Regions from separate parts of the Homo sapiens genome. Here all the other regions are linked to region 2. The links are chromatin contacts, found by Hi-C or POLR2A ChIA-PET in ENCODE. All regions are on one chromosome and are shown on one strand. The core of a region is the stretch at or near the end of the contact, and the rest is flanking DNA. Distances in the headings are between cores, read along the strand shown.

What was found. Hi-C counts contacts between places; a loop is a spot of excess contacts on that map. ChIA-PET counts read pairs that join two places held with the same protein, here RNA polymerase II (POLR2A). Pooled maps may share reads with other maps.
Region 1: a loop to region 2 is called in a map with no recorded cell type, with 9 times the contacts of the local background. The contact joins the promoter of ATP1A1 here to the promoter of PTPN22 in region 2. A Hi-C loop is called at or near these places in 1 of 37 single-sample maps with no recorded cell type and 6 of 50 pooled maps. POLR2A ChIA-PET finds 5 or more read pairs at or near these places in 1 of 52 experiments (A673).
Region 3: a pooled map shows a loop between it and region 2 (5-fold over the local background). The contact joins the enhancer-like site here to the promoter of PTPN22 in region 2. A Hi-C loop is called at or near these places in 2 of 37 single-sample maps with no recorded cell type and 4 of 50 pooled maps.

What each region holds. Positions count from the first base shown.
Region 1 is chr1:116,371,873-116,374,712 of GRCh38, reverse strand. It overlaps ATP1A1 (ATPase Na+/K+ transporting subunit alpha 1), which reads right to left and starts at 1,469. Exons shown (of 23, transcript NM_000701.8): 1 at 1,190-1,469. The coding sequence starts at 1,201. RefSeq lists an enhancer at 93-212 and silencers at 583-882, 1,313-1,842.
Region 2 is chr1:113,870,257-113,873,203 of GRCh38, reverse strand. It overlaps PTPN22 (protein tyrosine phosphatase non-receptor type 22), which reads left to right and starts at 1,492. Exons shown (of 21, transcript NM_015967.8): 1 at 1,492-1,667. The coding sequence starts at 1,581. All of the region lies in intron 3 of AP4B1-AS1 (AP4B1 antisense RNA 1), which reads right to left. RefSeq lists enhancers at 1,487-1,746, 2,305-2,354.
Region 3 is chr1:116,555,368-116,558,155 of GRCh38, reverse strand. The region is part of intron 1 of CD58 (CD58 molecule); the gene reads left to right. LOC105378925 (a long non-coding RNA gene) reads right to left here. Exons shown (of 3, transcript XR_947739.2): 3 at 1-2,788. Among named protein-coding and RNA genes, the nearest start is that of MIR548AC, 3.3 kb to the left of the region's middle. RefSeq lists enhancers at 1,255-1,549, 1,323-1,572. Within about 2 kb of position 1,420, at least 19 of the 41 ENCODE cell types and tissues checked have a DNase peak (open chromatin) inside an H3K27ac peak, as active enhancers do.

The DNA.
Region 1 (2,840 bases), core at 220-2,719, 2.5 Mb before region 2:
ACATGGTCACTTTCACCCCATGAACTCCGAGGTTATTCTGTGTAAATTTTTCTCAACTAGACTTTGGCTCATTTGGGGTCCAGGGCCCAGTCTCCTGCACGGGTAATAGCTAGGGGTAATCAAGTCTTCGCTACAGAAATGTAGGACAGCGGCGTTGTGACGATATTCCCACCACGCTCCGCGCCGCTCTCCAGCCCCAAGACCCCTCGTTTCCTTCAGGGACCGCCCTTTGGTGCTTCCGCGACGCTGGAAACCGGCAGAGATTCCTACCACCGTATTGCCTGCAGCCTCCAGTCCTTTTTCGGGTTTCTTGTACCCTGAGGCCCTGGTGGGTCTGCCTATCCTCCTTCAGGGCTCGTCCCTTCAAAAAAAATCTGCACGCCTCTCCCCACCATCGGATGACAACTCCAGTTGCCATCGGTGCATCCTGTGTTTACGGAAAGTGGCCCAAGAAAGCCCTCAAAAGTATACCTTAAAGGCCATCTTAGGGCAGTGAAGACACACCCTTTCTGGCACCAGCCCGCCCAGCCGGCTTCGCACTTAGAAGCAGCCAGTTTTTTCTTTGGGGGAGGGCGGCCGCCTCTGCGCGGAGCAAGCTAAGCCCCAGCGTCCCCAGGAGAAGGAGCCCCGAACCCGGAGGCTGCCCCCGCCGGAACCGGGGCCGCGGCGGGAACGGAGGCCCGGGAGGAGGCCCCGGCGGAGCGCCCCAGGGGAAGGGGAGGAGCGCGCCTTTCCTCAGGGCACGGAGGGCGGAGGGAAAAGGAAGGAGAAGGAGGTGACGGCGGTCGCAGGGAGGGGAGCCAGGCTCAGGGATGCCGGCTCAGTCCCGGGGCCGCCCCCGCTGCTGCAAGCCCCCTCCTCCCGGCCCCGAGGCTTCCCAAGCACCGCCTCTCGGAGCCCCCGGCCCGCTCGGCCTCCGGGGCGCGCAGCCCCCGCCCAGGGTCCGCCCACCCCCCTAAGCAATGCCGCGCTCCAGCCCCTCGGCGCTCCCTTCCCCCGCCCCCCGTTACTGCGCTCCCTCCATTTCCAAACTGCGTCGTCTTTTAAGCCGCGCGGCTCTGCCAGCCCACTCCACGCGGCGCCGCTTCCTCCTCCGCCGCCTCCCGCTGGCCGCGGTCGCCCTCCCGACTTCCTCCTCTTCCCCTCGAGGGCTCCCCGAGCCCCCTCCCCGGGCGCGCCGGACACTCACCCCCTTCCCCATGGTGGCGGTGCTCAGTGCCCGGCGCCGGGTCCTGTCGCTGGAGAATCAGAGAGAAAAGCACAGAGCAGCTCCCGGCCGAGCGAGCGGGACCAGGGGAGCCAAGTGGAGGGAGCTAGGGCTGCCGCGGGGCGGGAGGGTGGGAGGGCGGCCGGCGGCTCGGGCCGATGCCGCCGCCGCTGTTGCTGCCGCCGCCCGGGCTGCTACCGCTGTTGCCACGTGTCCGCCTCCTCCCGCCGCTGCTCTGCGCCCCAGACCCCGCCGCAGCTCCAGCCCGCGCCTCCTCCTCACTTCCTAAAATATGCAACCTGCGTGCTGGCCCCGCCCACGCCGCGAAACGTCACCGTTACCGGAGCAACCTGACACCGGCCGTGGGCCTGGCTCCGCCCCCTCCCGAAACCCCGCCCACGGGCCCGGACAGCGCCTGCTGCGGCCAGTCCTGGCTCCCGGCAGGAGGGCGCCCAGGTCTGGGACAAGCGTGTCCACCGTGTCCCGGGAGGGCTGCGGGGCGCTCCTGCTGGCTGAACAGCGGGGACTCGGCGGCCTTGGCCCTCCCACGCCCCTCCTCCCGCTGCCCTGCATGACCCGCCTACTATGTAGGGCCCAGGAGGTCCGCAGTGGGTGCGGTACGGTCTCGGAACTGGGCTCCCCCAGTCGCCGCCGACCCGGCACCAGAAGTCGTGGGCGGAACGGCTTTTCCAGCGCTTCGGCGATCTCCTCTGGGACTCAGGGATGCTGGAGGGGGCTGGCGCTCGGGTGTGATTGCAGCCAGCGCCTGACTGAGGGACTCCGCCCCTCTGTGGAATCCAGGCCCCGCGCCCACCTGCGGATGGCCTCCCCGGGCGCTTGGTGCTCTCAGAGTGCCTCCTGTGACTTGGGGTCCTCTTTATCCACTTCCCGCTCCGTCATAGCTGGAATCGATCTGAACTGGCATCGCCAGAAGTTTCAAGCGCCCTCCTCCCACCACCTCTCTTTCTTCGAGATTCCAAAATGAGAATCTGAAGGGCGACCAGCGAATTCATTCACGCTATTGTGTGAATGTAACCTGCTTGTCCAGTTTGGGGATTCTCTTTTTAGGGAAGAAAAACCTGAAACCCAAAGGAATGCGTATCCTTAGCTAGAGGAGCTAAATCAAGGGGGAGGCGTTTGAGGACTTGCCAGGTGCCTCTCCACGCCTCCACCTGTCACGGCAGCATCTCCAGCACAGCCTTGGGTTCTCTGGGGGGGCCCAGGAAACCACCACTCTCCCCGGAGATCCCTGGTTCCACTGCACTTTGGGGCTTCTCTGTCATTATAGCTTTTGCTTCTTAGCAAGAGGCTGCAATGGCTGAAGTTCTCCAACATTTTAAAAAACAAAGTATTATTAACAAGGTTTGCAGGAAGTCAAGTACTCTGGGAAAGGCCAGGATATTGACTTTCTAAGCAAAGGTTCCTAAGTTAAAGCCAACTCTATCAACTTCAAGTATTCATGTAGCATGAACAAACAAGGATATGAAACTGGAAAAAATGGAGAAGGAAGGAAAGAAAGGAAAAACTAGAAACTGTGTTGTCAGTTACATCATTAGGGTAATTCTCATCCCTTCTTACAAGATAGTTTCTTACACGAGTCTCTTCTCCTCAAGAATGTATTGTTAAAGGTTGA
Region 2 (2,947 bases), core at 243-2,742:
TCTAGATGGGGATAATTTAAGAAATATACTATTCCTAACAAATATTGCTGAAGAATGAGGGTTTATTTTAATTTATGTATACTGGGATTGAGTTTCTTAATTTGAAATATTGTCTTTAAGTTGTCTATAACCAAGATATCTCGATGATCTTTCTTTTTTTTTTGCAGTACTTAGTAAAGAGCATGCAGTATCTTTAATGTTCAGATTAAGCAGTGTTCAGAATCATGATATCCTGAAGGAAGTTTGAATAATGTTGCAAAACAGAAAGGATTGCTAATATCTTAAATAGAGGAAGTCCTAACAACACATTTCCCAGTTTTCTTCAGGATCAAGACTAATTTTGTTAACATTTGTTGAACTTCTGCCTTCAATAAAGATGATATACTGATTTTTGGATGTTCTCACACTGAATTAGGCACTTGGGTAGACTTGTACCCATTGAGAGGTTATGCAAGCTCAAATGTGGAAAGTTTTTCTAGAAGAGCCTGCCTTTCAGGGCCAAAATGCCACAGGCACAGCATAACTTCCTGAAACAAATTTATTTCCTAAGACATTGGTTGCAGAGTAGAAATGTGTTCTTTAGAAACAGTTCTTCAGGCTTTCTGCCCTAAAAGTTACAATGTTGTCAGCAAGGTGGTTGATTTTACTTTCTTTTTGTTCCATCACAGTTTACCAGCATTACATATGCAGGGTATTGAGCTAACTGTCTGGTCAGGTGCTCCTTGTGGGGGCCACTTGCTCTAGATCCTATATAGACCAACACTCTTAGTCTTTATATCCAGAACCCAAGTGAAGCTTCAAAGGTTACTGGGAGGGTTGAAGAGGTGCTGAAATCAACACTTCCCTTAATGGAGGTCAGCACTTCCCCAGTCCTGGGAGAGACACAGACTGTCAGAAGCATCTGACTTTGCTTCATTCAAAAGGGAGTTTGAGGTATATATAGCAGACTTAAAAGTTATGAATAAAAATACCTTCTGTGATGAACAGAAGTTTCTCATTGATCACACTGACAAGAAACCTTTCGATGAACAGTCCGGGTAGAAGACATGTCACTCACTCTAAACAGTGTCTGTCTTCTTTCCTGGGCCTAACTGAACTTTGCAGAGTTCATTTGGGACATAAGGAAACAGAAGGTGTCAACTTGGCCCTTGTGCTCACTGGGAAAATGGGGAGAGACAGAACTCATTCAGGAGACCTGTAATTCTGTTCTTTCTCTGGGAGGCAAGAAGAAAGGTGAGTTTTGCATATGGGTGATGGAATGGAATAATCTCAGTTAAGCAGACCACACTTTACGTTCTAGTTAGCCTCTTGTTTGTTAAAAATTTGAATTGTAACCAGGTTCCTTTGCTGAGAAGGAAGGCACTAGGGCCCTGGAGTGAGATGATGGCTGTGTTATGTGACCACAGAAGGTGGTTACGTACTAATTTCCTCTAGGGCTTGTGATGAAGTCAGTAAACCACAGCCTTCAGCATGCTCTGCTCAGGCGGCAGCAGTGGCTTTTTGGAGGTGTCTCGGCCATGACACACATTTGACATGCCCTCCCTCAACCTACTTATAGACTATTTTTCTTGCTCTGCAGCATGGACCAAAGAGAAATTCTGCAGAAGTTCCTGGATGAGGCCCAAAGCAAGAAAATTACTAAAGAGGAGTTTGCCAATGAATTTCTGGTGAGTCCTGTATGTGACCCTCTCAGGGTAGTTACATACACTATTTAACTGACTATGGGGGTCCAATTTTCCGAGACCAAATTGCTCTTGGGATAAAGTAAATATGAGACCTTGGCGGGGAAGACAGAAAAAAAAAAGTTTGACTTCTCTGAGTGGTTTGCATGTATTTCAGGTATTCTCTCAAAATTACTGGTTTTAATATTTTGTTTGCTAGTTCTTTGGAGTTTGGTTAGGAATCCTACAGAAGACATATACAACTCCAGATGTAAAAACACTAATATTAATTGAACATCCAGATTTCCCCAGGTATCTAAGTTGTGGTTTATGCTTTATATTACTAATTTTAATTAATATTAAGAAGAAAGAGACCAATGTTAACTTTTCATGCAATATTACATTTTTAGCCTCCCCTCTGGGATTCTATTTGGTTGACAAAGGTTTTTGAAGAGCACCAAAACTACCCACTGCCACAGTTTTTTTTGTTGTTGTTGTTTGTTTTTTTAAGATTCAGAATCTTACTCTGTCACCCAGGCTGGAGTGCAGCAGTGCAACCACAGCTCACTGTAGCCTTGAACTCCTGGCCTCAAGTGATTCTCTTGCCTCAGCCTCCTGAGTAGCTGGGGCCACAGGTGTGTATCGCCATGCCTGGCTAATTTAAAAAAAAATTGTTTTTTTCTTTTTTGTAGATACGAGCCTTGCTTTTTTGCCCAGGCTTGTCTCGAACTCCTGGCTTCAAGCAATCCTCCCATCTTGCCTCCCAAAGTGCTGGGATTACAGGCATGAACCACTATGTCTGGCCATCATTTTTCTTTTCTTTTTCATATGAAAAATATATTATAACATGTGTTTTTTCAATAACAGGGCTTCCTTAACTTCTTTTGCTTGGAGAAGTGGAATGGCTAGGATGGAGAGTAGAGACAAGTGTAGGTCAAGGAGAGAAACATGAGTACAAGGTAGCTTCAGGTTGGGTGGATTAGATTACCCAGAAGAACAGTGAATCTCCTTTGAGAGAACTGTGATTATTGATGCAATGGCAGCTGGGTAGGCCTCATTCACCCTACAAGCTGAGATATCAGATAACATAGGGTGTCTAATAGTACCTATCATGTATTTTAGAATGCTTACAGCTGGCGTTTCAGAGATATAAGAATTTTAAACCTTAGCTCTTCAGTTGTGAAGAAATGGGTGGAAAGAGGGGAACTGAAGTACAAACCTGAAATTAAATCATGATTTTTTTTCACCAAATTATGAAGTATTTGACATGTTCTTAAATCTCTCTG
Region 3 (2,788 bases), core at 171-2,670, 2.7 Mb before region 2:
TTGGTCAAATGAACTTTTACTTTACCTGCTAAAATCTGCAGGCAGTGTGAGCCTTAAAATATTTTAGAGAGAGAGAGAGAAGTATCTTAAAATTACATTGTTTATTTCTAAGAACAAACTCAAGAAAACCCTTTCCTTCAAATCCCGGAAGAGTGATTAGCTTGTCTCTAAGGTATGGCATTGGCTGGGCATGGTGGCTCATGCTTGTAATCTCAGCACTTCAGAAGGCCCAGGGAGGAGGATCACTTGAGCCCACGAGTTTGAGATCAGCCTGAGCAACATAGTGAGACCTTGTTTCTACAAAAAATATAAAAATTAGCTGGGCGTGGTGGCATGCAACTGTAGTTCTAGCTACTTGGGAGGCTGAGGCAGAAGGATCACTTGAGCCCAGGAGGTTGAAGCTACAGTGAGCCACGATTGCACCACTGCACACCAACCTGGGTGACAGAATGAGACCCTGTCTCCAAAAAGAAAAAGGAAGGAAGGAAGGAAGGGGAGGGAAGGAGGGAGAGAGAGAGGGAAAGAAAGAGAAAAATAAAAAGAAAGAAAAGAAAGAAATGACATCAGTGAACCTCCTCAAACCATAGCGAGGCTGTTAAGTTTGATTGGGGCTGACATCCATGAGTGGGTACAAGTTTATCTGGTGTGGTGCCCTGCATCCTATAACACTTAGTTGGTAAAATCTACTTAAACTTGAGAGGGAACATCTCAAAAGGGACAGCTGTGGAGTTGGGAAGGTGGAGCCCGCAGGTCCTCCCATCTTGCTTTGGTGATGAGGCAGAAAGTGGGGCTGAAAAACTGAGTCTGTTTTGGTTGTATATGAGGGCTCCTGAGCCATTTTATTTTTAAGCTCCAGTTAAACTTCTTTCTCCATCTCTCCTTACGAAGTCCTCCTTCTTCAGCCAGGTTCCACAGCAATTTGGGATTTCACAAAGCCCAGGGTTTGGGGTGACTGTCAAATTTTGCTATTCTGTCAGGAAGCCTTATCTTTTGAACTACATTTAAGTTGTATTTTAATCATTTTAGTTAATTCATTCAACAGATATTTATTGAAAGTCCATATGCCAGACATATGGGGATACAGCCAAAAACAGGAACACCTTTGTCCTTGTCCTGATAGGGCTAGCCTGGCTGGGGTTACCCCTAAGCTCAGATTTGAATTAGTTGCCAACTTTCAAGAACAGGAATTTTCACACAAAATGTGAATATCTGGCTTTTTTTGAAAAATTGGGAACCTGGCAATGGTGGGCCTCTGTTTCCACATGGCAGGAGCTGAGGCACAGCTCCTGTTTCCACATGGCAGGCCCCTCCCTGTAGGCTCACTGGTGCGCAAGTCCTCACCAGTCCCTTCTGACTCACACTTGGCCCGCTGGTATCTCCTCTGTGGGTGGAATTGCTGGTCTTCGTCTAATGCGTCATTTGCCACAGTTCTGTTTCTTTGTGACTCCTTTGTTTGCTCGTTTTCTTTTTATTGTTTCTGGTCTGGCTTTTTCTTCCTTGACTGGAGTCTTGCTCTCTGAGGCCCTCTTCAGCTCTAGCATTCGATGATTTGGAAACCACAGAGCTTAGTGCCTCACCTGTAGGTTTGGAGGTGTGCTTAACTCAGTTTGACTTTCTCATTTGCAACATCTGCTGTTCCAATGCTGTCTATAGATTGTATCCTGAGAAACCCTGCATCATGTCACTATCTTTAAGAGCCTTATGCCATGTAGCAAGCTAAATAAGAAACAATGGTTAAGAGCACTGATTCTGCAGTCAGATTGTCCAGGTTCAAATCTGGCTTCATTACTTAACATTGTTGTGCCTCAGTTTCCTCACCTGCAAAATAATAAGGTTAGAAATAAAACCTTCTTAATATGTTTTTAGGATTCTGATTTTTTTTTTTTTTTTTTTTTTTTTTCTGAGATGGAGTCTTGCTCTGTCACCCAGGCTGGAGTGCAGTGGCACAGTCTTGGCCACTGCAACCTCCACCTCCCGGGTTCAAGCGATTCTCCTGCCTCAGCCTCCCATGTAACTGGGATTACAGGCGAGTGCCACCACGCCCAGCTAATTTTGTATTTTTAGTAGAGACGGGGTTTCACCATGTTGGCCAGGCTGGTCTGGAACTCCTGACCTCAAGTGATCCACCTGCCTTGGCCTCCCAAAGTGCTGGGATTACAGGCATGAGCCACTGCTCCCAGTGGTGAGTACCTATTTATAGAGCCCTTGCAACAGTGCCTGGCACAGAGCCAGGGCCATACAAGTGTTAGATTAAGTAAAAAAAAAAAGTACCAGTCAATCTGAATCTCAGGCCCTGAGTAATAATTTGCAGAGGAATTTGTGCTGGGGGTTGAGAGTTCCTTTTCATTAACCCATAGTTAACGGTGACCAGATTTTCTAAATAAGAAATCAGGATACTTCATCTATAAAACTTGGGTTCCAGTTACAACTTCAGGCCATACAAAAAGAACTATTAAAATTGAGGTGTTGATGTTTTGTAGAAACACTGCAACAGAATATTTGAGATCAGACCTGTTTTTAGATATGTGATCACTCTATACATGTAGTGCTGATTAGGTATTAGGTACCCTCATATCTTTATTTAAAAAAAATTCAAAATTCTTCAAAACAAAAAAACCTTCAAAAATTATCTGGCTAGCATAGAAAATCTTTTTAGGCGATCACTGATAAAATTTTTTCCCTCCCTCCATCTCTCTTTGCTTTTAAACAGCAAAAACTCACCCCATGCCCAGTTCTCACCCAGTTAATTCAGACAGTGTGAATACCTTGATGTTGACCTAACTCATTA